Regions from separate parts of the Homo sapiens genome. Here region 2 is linked to region 1. A link is a contact called in ENCODE Hi-C or POLR2A ChIA-PET data. All regions are on one chromosome and are shown on one strand. Each heading gives the region's core, a stretch centred on a gene start or an enhancer-like site at or near the end of the contact. The rest is flanking DNA. Distances are from core to core; before and after follow the strand shown.

Region 1 (6,473 bases), core at 2,715-5,214:
AATTAAATCTCCACCTACGTCTTGTAAAGATACAGCAAAGGGTTAACTTAATTAAAAGTAGAATTAAATTAATCTCTGGAAATGTAACTTAAGCATTCTGCTAAATATATAAATTACGTCTCCTCTCAAACCAATGTCTCAGCCACAAACTAGCAATTTCTCAATTATATGCCAAATGGAGAAGCTGCCTCAGTGACAGAAACATGCTCATGAAACTTTCATATAGGGTTGGAACCGGGTGATGCAAGCAACAGGGTTAAAAAAAAAAAGAGCATAGGAGCTCCTAAGTACTTATTCTCTTGAAATGATCACTTGAAATGCATAGTAGAAATAAGCAAAGGTGTGGCTGGGTACGGTGGCTCACGCATGTAATCCCAGCACTTTGTGGGGCTGAGGCGGGTGGATCACTTAGAGACCAACCTGGCAAACATGGCAAAGCCTGTCTCCACAAAAGCATACAAAAATTAGCCGGGCATGTTGGCACATGCTTGTAATCCCAGCTACTCTGGAGGCTGAGACAAGAAGTGCTTGAATGCAAGAGGCGGAGGTTGCGGTGAGCCAAGATCATGCCAAAGATGAGACATACCAATGCAGTGAACATAGAACACACTCTACAAAACATTAACTGTACTAAAGGATCTAGAACCAACTTCCTTGTATTGCACTGGAAAAACCTACAACACGCCATTATCCTTAACCTGTACTGATAGGAAAAACCATGTGAAATTTAGAGTCTAAGAATTTATGTTTTGAGTATTTGTATCCTGAGTCCTTAGACTGACAGTAAGGCTGGACTTCAGAGTAATCACGTTGAGCTTTACTTCATCATGCTCAGTAAACACAGCTCATCACAAATCCAGCCCAGGTCTTTCCCAATGTCTTTCCCATCAACTAGTAAAAATACGTAAAAAAATAAATTCCTGCAGATAGTGTATCTCTACCCATAAGGACAGTCCCTGGCCTGGAAGAATAAATGATAAGAGTTTTATGTGACAATGGATATAAAACAACAGTAACAACAACAGTGTCATTCAAAGCACACAGAATTAAGGGGAATTATGAAGAAAAAGACACACACAGCAATCTACATGAAGGAAACAAACGCGGGCGCGCATACACACACACACACACACACACACACACACACACACACAGAGAGAGAGAGAGAGAGAGAGAGAGACAGCAATCTGCCAGTCGGGTCTCACAGAGCTAAATACAATGACTATTTCCACTAGCAAACTGTCCAAAGAACTGAAACAGAAATACACTAATGCCACCACAGATACTATCGACAACTTGCTATTCTCCCCAATAATTAAATGTAAACCAATTTTAGGACTAGAGTACACTGAAAACATGCATCAAAAAATTCTAGAGTTAAGTGTAAACAAATGGTATAGAAAGACAGAGGACAGACAAATAAAATCAAGGCTGGCACAACGTAAGAAACACAAAGTCCAAAGAAAGGATTCTGAAGGAGGTCTAAACTACTAACTTCTCTGACAAGAAACCAAAGTAGCACAGTAATGCAATCCAGATTTTCTCATGAGAACCCACACTATTATTCCTGATACATATCTCCGAAACATGAAATCATAGATTTCAGGAACTGTATCATTTCAACTCAATTTTTGCTACCAAAGAACAAATGATGTAACATAAAATGAAAATATCTATACAAACAAAACATCCAAAAGACAGGAAACAGCCCGAACAATTCAGATGTACAACCTAACCCTCAAGGTCACTGTATTCTCATTAGTTCAACAGAAAATGATTCACATTAACTAAACATCAAGTTCAAATGTGAGCCTCCTTCTTGATTCTTGGGCACTTAGTATGGACCTCGCTTTTTAAGTTGAATCGGCTCAGCAAAGCAAATTAACCCAGCCAAGTTTTTCCTACTAATCATTTCTACACTGTACTAGTTCTTAAAACTCATGGGCAAGCAGGCATTGTGAAAAAGGATTCCAGTGACCCACACAGATGATACTGAAAGTGGAAGAGCTAGAAGAACTGTTTCTCCATGTCTGCAACCCCCTTCTTATTGTACAACCACCTGATCCCTTTATCAACATATACTTCTACAACATTCCCCACCTCTTTACTTTATATTGGCTTAATAAATACATCCTTTGAACTTTATATCTCATTTTTTTCTTTTTTTTTCCAGACGGAGTCTCACTCTGTCACCCAGGCTGGAGTGCAGTGGCATGGTCTCGGCTCACTGCAACCTTTGCCGCCCAGGTTCAAGTGATTCTCCTGCCTCAGCCTCCTGAGTAGCTGGGATTACAGACACACACCACCAAGCTTGGGTAATTTTTGTATCTTTGAGACAGGGTATTGCTATGTTGGCCAGGCTAGTCTCAAACTCCTGATGTCAGGTGATCCACCCAACTCAGCCTCCCAAAGTGCTGGGATTACAGGCTTGAGCCACCATACCTGGTCTCAAATATTTCTATTGAATTAAATGTTCCCCATCTCACCATGCAAGAGAGGACTTCTCACTCCTGTAAACTCAAATAGCAGTTGCTGATTTCTATTTTTTTTTTTTACCTTGAGATGGGAGTCTCACCTCTGTCACTCAAGCTGAATGGAGTGCCATTGGCGCGATCTCGGCTCACTGCAACCTCCGCCTCCCGGGTTCAAGCAATTCTCCTGCCTTAGCCTCCTGCGTAGTTGGGATTACAGGTGCCTGCCACCACGCCAGGCTAATTTTTGTATTTTTAGTAGAGGTAGGGTTTCGCCATGTTGGCCAGGCTGGGCTCGAACTCCTGACCTCAGGTGATCCACCCGCCTCAACCTCCCAAAGTGCCGGGATTACAGGCATTTTAACAACAACCAAATAACCCCAAAACCATACCCAAAAATACACTGTAAATATCATCGCAAGGTAGTAAACAAGTGCTGGTAAACACTAAGTAACTCAAATGACCTCTATCTGGGAATGGCTGACTACACGGTATAAACGTATGGAGTCAGATATCAGATAGGCCTAGATTCTGATGAGATATTGTCATAAGGAAGTAACTATAAAATACCTAAAAACTTGTTTTCTAACATAAAAAAAATTAGTACCTGGCACAGTGGCTCACACCTACAATACCAGCTGAGGCAAGAGGATGGCATGAGGCCAGGAGTTCAAGACCAGTCTAAGCAACATAGTGAGATCCCAACTCTAAAAAAATTAGAAAACTAAAATTAGCCAGGCATGTTGACACGCGACTGTAGTCCCAGCTACTCTGGAGGATAAGGTGAAAGGATCGTTTGAGCTCAGGTGTTCAAGGCTGCAGTGAGTTATGTTAATGCCACTGAACTCCAGCCTGGACTGTGAGATACTGTCTCACTATACAAAAATTAGCAATGCTGCCTCATTCATTCACTTAATATTTCTTAAACATCTATTGTGTGATAGGCTCTGTACAAGTTAATCAACTGCACACAGCTGAAGAAAAAAGAAAAAAAAGCAACTGTCCTAAAAAACCAACAGTATTCATTTAAAGGCAGGTACTATACTCACTGTGTTCCATAATATATGCTCCATAAATATTATTCCTCCTCCTTCCTGGACATCACTTAGAACCCTAGAACTCTGGCACTTTTTTTTTTTAATCCGAGAGGTGGTCGTCTCATTTTTACACATCCTTGTTTCCATCTCACCAAATGCCTCTGCCTTCCGTGATCCAAGGATAAGTTTCCTTTTAGCTTTCGACAACGTACAACATGTAGAAAAAAAAAGGAACTCAGAATATCTATACAAATAAAAAAGGGTATCTGAGCAACTAGCAAAGTGCAATACTACACCTGCCATTTTTAAGTATTCAAAGTTTTCAAAACATTTTCTGCAGAAAATCTTGAAATCGAAAAGTCTAGTGAGGCACACTGACTGGATTTCAGAGTGTCATTTTTAAGCTCAAATTTTGAAATCATTATGTTCAGACAAGGTCCTGTGTCATCATGAACCTAGCCAAGGCCTCTGCAATATATGCTTATTTCTCTTTATAAGGTTATTTTACCTGAGCAGTTTACGTTTCTGTCCTAAAAGCACTTAATATGATTTTCAGCCTCGTTGTGACACTACTGAGTAGGATCCACACTGACGACACATCAAATTTTAGCGATCTGATTCTCTCTTCCTTTCAGAGGCATCAACTAAGTGGTCAAAAAATGGTATCGTATGACACTGAAAAAGTTACAACACAAATATCCTATTTCAGGCTCAGATGTCATTCTCCCACTACAAAAATCCCATGAAAATATACCTTGCTTTATTATATACTAAGCATTATTATGTGTATGGACAAGATGAAGAGAACTGAAATGCAATTATAAGACAGAATCAAGCAATGTATTAACTACCGGAAAACATGCATTTAAAAACTTCAACCCATGGCGGGGTGCGGTGGCTCACACCTGTAATCCCAGCACTTCGGGAGGCTGAGTTGGGCGGATCACCTGAGGTCAGGAGTTTGAGACCAACCTGGCCAACATGGTGAAACCCTGTCTCTACCAAAAATACAAAAATTAGCCAGGTGTGGTGGCCCACACCTGTAATCCCAGCTACTCAGGAGGCTGAGGCAGGAGAATCGCTTCAGCCCGGAAGGCAGAGGCTAAAGTGAGCCAAGATCACACCACTGTACTCCAGCTTGCGCAACAGAGTGAGACTCTGTCTCAAATAAATAAATAAATAAATCAAAACTTCAATCCATGGATTATAACTGACTACCTGCTGAAATCAGTGAAGGTAGTATCAGAGGTAAACATACCAGGTAAAGGGTGTTTTTGCTAATCTTTGAAATGAGATCATGAAAATCCTAGTCAAGCAGCACTATTTCACATAATTATCTATGTAAATCAGTTTCTACTTGTAATATTCTATTACAAGAATCTATAAAAAGCAAAATACCGGTATGTTAATAACAAACTTCTGAAATTTGACATCATAATTAAGGAATAATGAGTTCACAAAAGCAGGGAGCTCCCTAAGCAACTTTCAAAATCTTTTTAATTCCAAGCCAAGTTTACCTATCATATAAAAAGAGAATACCTCAAATACTTCATAACCTATTTTAAGGTAGCATAATTTTTATCCCAAAATTCTATTTGAAATTATTCTATAAGCTACAATGAAAGCATGTCAAACATGATATGCAACATGGATATATTTAAGGAGCCGGTTAATAAAATGTGTATCAGGAAATCAGAAAGTTGTTGACCAACCATGTTTTAGATGAGACATGTATGTATTTTCTTTTTTTTTTTTTTTTCTTTTTTTTTGAGACAGAGTTTTACTCTGTCGCCCAGGCTGGAGTGCAGTGGCGCGATCTCGGCTCACTGCAAGCTCCACCAGGTTCACACCATTCTCCTGCCTCAGGCTCCCGAGTAGCTGGGACTACAGGTGCCTGCCACCACGCCCGGCTAATTTTTTGAATTTTTTGTAGAGACGAGGTTTCACCGTGTTAGCCAGGATGGTCTCGATCTTCTGACCTCGGGATCTGCCTGCCTCGGCCTCCCAAAGTGCTGGGATTACAGGCATGAGCCACCGCGCCCAGCCACGTGTATGTAGTTTAATGCAAGAATGTAGGATGATTTTTAAGTAACATCAAGCATTAACTACCAAGAATGTTTTAAGACTGATATGTTGATGTGTGTCCCTAGTGGAAACACACAGAAGCTTAGACTAGCATTCCATAACAAAAGATTCACCACACTCAATTATACTATCTATATCCCAAGTTTTCTCCTATTATATCATCACAATCAGGATTCTCAAAAAGTCCAGGAAGCTCCAGACAAAAGAAAATGTATTATCACCAAGCAAAATAACTACAAGAAGCAAGCATCTTGCAGAATCTAGAGCTCTTATAACTTACCTTTAACTCATGTAACAGGCCATATTTAATTAAAAAGGTCCTGAAAACAGGTTTTCTTCAAATAGGCTGCATAATCACTCATGCCAAAATCTAAGGGCCATCCATACCAGCAAACCAATGCAAGGAGAAATGCTTCCCCTTCAAAAACAAACAAAGAAAAAAGTATAATTAGAAGTAGTTCCAGAGCAGTATGGGAAGAAATCACAGGTCTCTCTACATACTACCCCACGGTTTGTAGAGGAAAAGTGTTTGTCTTATCATCAGTCAATTTGTCTGAACTGAGAAGCTCTGTCTTGAAAGATCCAGGTAAAGTACTTTGGTTGTGGCTTTGGTAAATCAAGAAGTTTGTTTTAACATTTACAAATTCTGAAAACACTGATGTCACACCTGTATTATATCATCTCCTAAAGCAACTAAGGCTTCGCCTCTTTATTTTCCTTACCTGAGAGTGGCCATTAATCTGAGAAGCTATTCTGGCAGAGACCATATCAAGTCAGTAACAGGAACTATTGTTACTCTGATAATTCCTTTTCCTTGAGTGATTACCACCTGCAAGGATGTAATTTAAAAGATGGAAAAGGTGACATTCACAACCACTCC
Region 2 (6,473 bases), core at 1,844-4,343, 50 kb before region 1:
AACAAAGACCACAAGGCTTTCAGAACTGAAAATGTGTATTTGGCAATTTACAAAAAAAGTTTGCCAATCCATGGTCTAGTTTAACACAGGCTGGAGAAATAATTCTACATAATTAAAACTGAGCTCTAAATGTGGAAATACAAAAGACTGAAATGGCAGAGTCATCATATCTACTCTAAGTTTTCTCAGACCCAGAAGACAAAGAATGTCAGCACTATTTTGATTTTTTTTTTTTTCATATTCAAGCACAGTATAACAAGGCCAGAGTGCCTGCTGGACAAGGTCCCTGAGTTAGGGCATGCTCTCTTCTAGTTTTTCTTTCTATACATCACCACCTCACAGATCACCATCACCACTGTCCATTCACATGGAGGTAACTCCTTTGAGTTTCCACTGCTATGCCCTTCTGTCTCTTATGCCAAACGGCACAGATAGATTACAGACGAATGATTGATAAAGACAGATATATAGATGATAGATAAAAATGGACTGATAGATTATTTAACAATAGATAGATAAGATGAATTTAGATGAAAGCAGAATTGGGGAAGTTTGAGAACTACCAATAACATCAGACATTAGGATACGAATCAAGGTATTTCTCAGAACAGAACACTTACTGTACCACATAAGCTTATTTATCTTATATGTACATTGGTATGCTGTTTCTGAATTTTTCTTAAGACCACAGAAAGACAGTAACTATGTTTTAGTGATGGTATGCACTACAAGAAGTGCAATCATGCTGCTTTCCTGCATGATCATCATGGGAGTTGACGTGGAAATTATGAGAAATGTGAAAAAACATACCATTTGAATCAAATAGATAAAATTGGAAGATTCACATCATCTTCCTCGAATTCTGAAGTTGTAAGGTGCCTATATCCCATTTATACTCAATCAAAAATGGTATTTCAAGAGCTAGATCAATTCTATGTTAGGACTCATCAAATGTCTACAACACAGCACAATTCACAAAACATAACATAAGCCTATGTTTTGACCCTAATATTTTCAATTAATTAAATAAAATCTTTTTACCCTGCTTTTTCTCATGAACAGTCATCCATTCACTTTCTAATTTACTCTTTCACTGTAAATACCATGAAAGCAAATTTAGTCATTTAAAATGGAATAATAATTTTCTGTTTCACTTTCCAGGATGTGATATTATCAAAACTGTGAAAGAGATACAAACAGCAACACATAAAACTGGTAATAGTTCTACTCTTTGTTAAAGTATCTACCACATCCTGATTTGCCAATCAAAACTTCTGTTTCAACTATTTGCTATATCAACTACTCAAAGAAGAAAGTGGTTACATTTTATTTGTAGCCTTTAGACAAAAGCCACATGCATCGACTCATTTCAGATGGCCAGAATGTCCACCGTGGGGTAGCTCACTTATTCTCTCTTCTGGCAAGATCAGAGCTCGCTACACCCCTTTGCTTATGAACTATGGACTGAAGACTTAAACTGTGGGAAAGAACACTTAGGCAAGTTAGCTACAGATACCAAGGGGAAAGAATTTCTTCGTTTTATTCATTTTTTTCTAGATTTTTCTCTGGCATGAAAAAATGCATTGTGGAGAATGCTTCCACCCCTTGGAAGTGGTAAAAGCGGGTGATAATGCTGGGAATGAGGGTAGAGAAGAATACTTAGCTCAAATTAATCACCAGGTATTTCTAATAATAATACCAAAGCAAACTAGAACATAACGCTTAGTGAAATCAATGCTCTATCTGTTTTGGATGAGTGGAAAATAGATACTCACACCAAGAGATTATTCCTACATGAATACAAAACTCTCACTAGGCAAAATACAAAGCAGGTAGACCTTGGAAATATAGAAAGTTTATAAAAATTGTGATGCTTAAAAAAACCTACAGAAATGTGAACATGTATACTTTTTATAAAAAACAGTGAAAATCAGAGAAGTTTCATGTGGGATAGACAGCTCTACTATTTTAGGCTTGGGTACTTTAGAGTACAAATCAGTAAAACTAGCTAGCACAGTATTGTCTCATAAGTTGAAACTTTTCTCCATCAGGTCAAGTAAGACATACAGGTCTGGCTACTAGTAATAGAAGAATACATGTTATCAAACTAAGCCCCCAACAGATATCAACTGTAAACTCCAGAATTAATATAAAGACAGCTATCTAAAACCACGGAGAACAACCAAAAGCAAGCCAACACTGGAGGAGAGCGCACTCTTGGAGGAAAGGAATTTCCCTGTAAGTTTCCAATTTCAAGGAATTTTGCCGAAAGGCATCCTCAGTAGTGGCTGAAAAGTGGGAGGAAATTCCCACACTGTAGCCAATCAGACACGGGAAGCCTGAATGAAATTCTGTGTATAAGTTCTGCTGAAATCCTTTGGTTGACCTCTAAACTGCCCATCATGTAGGCCAGACTCAAAGTAACCCAACCAATATGAAAAGAAAAGAACTGAATAGAGCGTAGGCTGCTTCCCACAGCACACGAGGCAGCCTGGAGTTTGAATCCAGCTAAGTTAACTGCTTGCCTTAAAAATAAATAAGTAAAAGTATCACTACCCTTTATAGCCATAGCTCTCAATGAGAAAGAGTGAGTAAAGATGCATGATTTTGGCCCCAACACCATAAAAAAGAGCGCTTAGAAAGGACTGAAGGCATTTTTTGGCAGGGGATGTGGGGAGGAGAGAGAGTTATGCTACTGGTAAGTAGTGAGTGGAGACAAAGGATAATACTCAGTACCCCACAATGCATATAGAACAGTACCCTCCCAAAATACACACAACAACACAAACAAAATGACCCAGTTCAAAATGTCAGTAGTGCTGAAGCTGAGAAATATTGTTTTAGAAGAATAAAATAGAATTCAGAGTTTCTACAGTATATTCAAAGTTCAAGTTACAATCCAAAATTACTTGACATACAAAGAATGAAAACTATAATCCATACTTAAGACAAAGGGCAATAAAGCTACCCTGGAAGCAGTCCTGATGTTAAAATTCTGAAAAAGCATATAATTATGCTGAAGACATAAAGAAAAATGTGCTTATACTAAATGAATAGGATAGCACATCAAATACAACATAATATTAAAAATAAAGAACTGGTTGGCGCGGGCATGAGGCCGAGGCAGGAAGACTGCTTGAGTCTGGGAGTTCAAGACCAGCTTGGGCAACACAACGACCCCATCTCTACAAAAATAAAAAATTAGCTGAGCGTGGTGGCATGCACCTGTAGTTCTAGCTACTTAGGAGTGGGTAGGTTAAGGTGAGAGGATCACTTGAGACCAGGAGGTCAAGGCTGCGGTGAACCATGACACTGCACTCCACCCTGTGTGACAGAGAAAGATTCTGTCTCAAAAACAAACAAAAAGCAGAAAATATCTGGAACTAAAAAATAAAATAAATTAAAAAGAAAATTCACAGGATAGGCTTAAGAGCAGATTGGGAAAAAATAGAATAAACAGTGAGTGAACATGGATGGAAACAAATTATTAGGTTGTTCAAAGTGAAAAACACCAAAAATAAGATTTAAAAAGAATGTCAGGTATCCATAGAAAAATATTAATAGGTCTAATACATATGTAAAAATTGGAGTCCCAGGGGGAAGAGACTGAAAAGTTATATTTTAAATGGCTGAAATCCCCCCAAATTTAACATAAAGCACAACATTTACAGATTCAAGAAGTTCAAACAACCAAACAATATAAATAAAAACACACTGAGTCACATCATAACCAAAACTGACTCAATACTTAGGTAAAAATATCTTAGTAGGTAGGAGTCAGAGAAAAATGAAAAATGGCACATTTAAAGAAAAAGAATTACACAAAAATAAAGACTTAAGTATCAACGGAGTCCAGAAAACAGTGGATTATCTTTGAAGTGCTTAAAGAAAGCCATTAATTCTATATTTAGTAACAATATATTTCAATGAAGAAGACTTCAAAAAAAGACACAGTTGAATAAAAAGTAAACTAATCACCATATACTAAAAGAAAAATTATCATCAGTAGGTCTGCTATACCAGAAGTGCTAAAGAAAGTTCTTCAGGCAGATGGAAAGAAACTTGGATCTTCGGGAAAGAATTAAGATCACTGAAGTTGGTTCATATTTATGTAAATATAGGTGATTTGAAAAAAAGCAGCATTAGAGTGAAGGTAAAATTCTGACTGAGAAGCCAGATTCAAACCTAGCCATTCAGATTGCTCAAGCAGTGTCAAAAGTAGCAGCTACTGGCATAGCAACTAGCCCTTTACTCCCATTGGTAACAACTCATTTCCCTTGCATTCCCAATAAACCTGAAGATGGACTCAAAATACCATCACTACACTTCCTTCTCTGCAGGGGTTAAGAAGAGTTAGCAAAGAGGGAGCCATGGCAAAGCGACATTCACATAGAACAGACATATGAAAGCCCCAGAGAGAAAACATTTTCTAATTTCCCAAATTCAGACATTTTTATGGTCCTTTCCTATCATTATTTTAAAATAAATCACTATATTCTTAAAGAGTTAATACCTACACCTCTACACCTTATTAAGAAATCACTACATTTTATGTTCTCTTTTCAACATCATCAAACATGGCAGATTCCCAAATTATCCAAATATAGCAACAGGATATAGTAATAATATATGACAAATAATACATAGAATATAACATACTAATATATGTTACATATTATATCAAAAAGAATATTGCATGACTATCAGAATATCACATTCTCCATTATTTCCATATTCTCTCTCATTCATGACCTCGCTGTCACTCATTCCATCACAAATTTTATTCAATAAACTTTAATGAAACTCATACATTTTTATCTTGACATTTTATCGTAAGACAATAGAAAGAAAAAATCCCTGTCAAGTAGGAGCTCGTTATATTTTGGAAAAACAACACAGAACACAAGACAAAGTGTATTGATAAGGATATCAACACAATATTCAAGAGCTTGAAGTGGGGAGCCTAAGAAATCAGGTCTATATGCAGCTATTTACATTAAGGCATACTGATCAATCCTAGGATACTTCATGTCTGCCTGCCACATAACAATGGTCTCAGTGCAAATGTACCATCTTAGCGTGATTCTATTCAGATGTTCTCTCCAAACCTGCATTTCTCCACTGAGATATTGGGTGGCTGTGGGTAGGAATCCCATATAATATTATCACTGAAGAGAACCATGAATCAACAAGACAATTGAACAAGGCTTTGGCGGATATGATACTACTTCAAACTGAACAAACAGCCATACCTTTTCTGAAGTTTATAACGTCAGAAGAAATCTTAAACTTATTCACAACAGCTGGTAAGAAGCCAGAATGAAAGGAAGACAAGGAGTCATATACCCTATATACCCAATGTCTCAATATCCTTCTAAAAATCAACACTTTCTGACAACTTAGTCAGCTCCTTACTAATAAAGCATTTTTCTACAGGTTTTCACCTCCTCAGAATCTCCACTACGGTGTCTTGTGGACTTCCCGAATGTAAGAGTAATGTGAAAGGTTCACAAACACTTCCTTCTTATTTTCCTTATTGTCTCTCTTGGTCTCTTATTTAAAACACATACACTCTTCCCATCTGTTATTAATCAGTAGACATTTCTTCAACACTCCTTGAATCCCAATATTAAACAAATGAACTGGATCACAGAAATAAGTATAACTCTACCGTACAGCAATATAAATACTGTGTTACAGAAATACTGAGTGGTCACACTGAAGTCAGCGACATACATTGTACTTTATTGTTCCCTCTCTTGATTGAAAGTAATTAGACAGTGACTATATTCTATGATTCTATCATTGGCCTGTCTACAGCCATTCTCCCCCAAGAAATTTTTAAAATAGAGTAGTATATAATATGGAGAAAATGAATCCTTTCTAAGGACTGACAACACATAAAAAGTGCACTACTATGAAATATGTTGACTTTTCCCGGATTACAAAGTCTACCATGCATATGGCTTCCTCTTTGACTGTTTTCCTTTGAGAAAACAGTGAGAAAGAGGACACTAATGGCACAGGCTATACAAGCAGGAAAGAAAACAGGAGCTATACTCTATTACTGCACAAATATCAGTGGGGATTTATGCCTAATCCCTAAAAAAAGACTTTCACCATAAGAAGTCTAATCCAGCAGATGCTGAGTTCCCTAATACCAGAATCTATATTTACACAATCCAACTCAACATGGTCTACAGCATCTATGATTTCCTCAGTCATGCCATAACATTCTCAAAAAAGTGTGAAGCAGCTACTTCATATTGGGTCTCTAGAAATTCTTCTTTTACTCACCCTTCAGGTGATTGGGGCTCATTCATCAAAATTTCACTCATCCATGGTCTAAACAAGTAGTTTAGACCCATTATGAAATTAAATATCTGCTACATAAAAGGCTCTGTAAGGTAAAGGAAAGTATGAAGAGGAAAATATCCCTGTCAATAGGAGCTCATTATTTCTAGTCTGTTAGA

The links. A loop is a pair of places that touch in the nucleus more often than their neighbours do. ChIA-PET counts read pairs that join two places held with the same protein, here RNA polymerase II (POLR2A). Pooled maps may share reads with other maps.
Region 2: a loop to region 1 is called in a map of breast epithelium, with 12 times the contacts of the local background. The contact joins the promoter of PWAR6 here to the promoter of PWARSN in region 1. A Hi-C loop is called at or near these places in 9 of 168 maps with a recorded cell type or tissue (Right ventricle myocardium inferior, breast epithelium, heart left ventricle and 5 more), 1 of 37 single-sample maps with no recorded cell type and 4 of 50 pooled maps. POLR2A ChIA-PET finds 5 or more read pairs at or near these places in 1 of 52 experiments (naive thymus-derived CD8-positive, alpha-beta T cell).

What each region holds. Positions count from the first base shown.
Region 1 is chr15:24,979,485-24,985,957 of GRCh38, reverse strand. PWARSN (Prader Willi/Angelman region RNA, SNRPN neighbor) reads right to left here and starts at 3,964. Exons shown (of 1, transcript NR_022011.1): 1 at 2,168-3,964. SNHG14 (small nucleolar RNA host gene 14) reads right to left here. Exons shown (of 148, transcript NR_146177.1): 13 at 6,316-6,473; 14 at 5,874-6,011; 15 at 3,521-4,183. It overlaps SNORD107 (small nucleolar RNA, C/D box 107), which reads right to left and starts at 3,964; the gene lies at 3,890-3,964. It overlaps PWAR5 (Prader Willi/Angelman region RNA 5), which reads right to left and starts at 1,098. Exons shown (of 1, transcript NR_022008.1): 1 at 1-1,098. It also overlaps SNORD64.
Region 2 is chr15:25,028,493-25,034,965 of GRCh38, reverse strand. It overlaps PWAR6 (Prader Willi/Angelman region RNA 6), which reads right to left and starts at 3,093. Exons shown (of 1, transcript NR_146168.1): 1 at 1-3,093. The region is part of intron 23 of SNHG14 (small nucleolar RNA host gene 14); the gene reads right to left.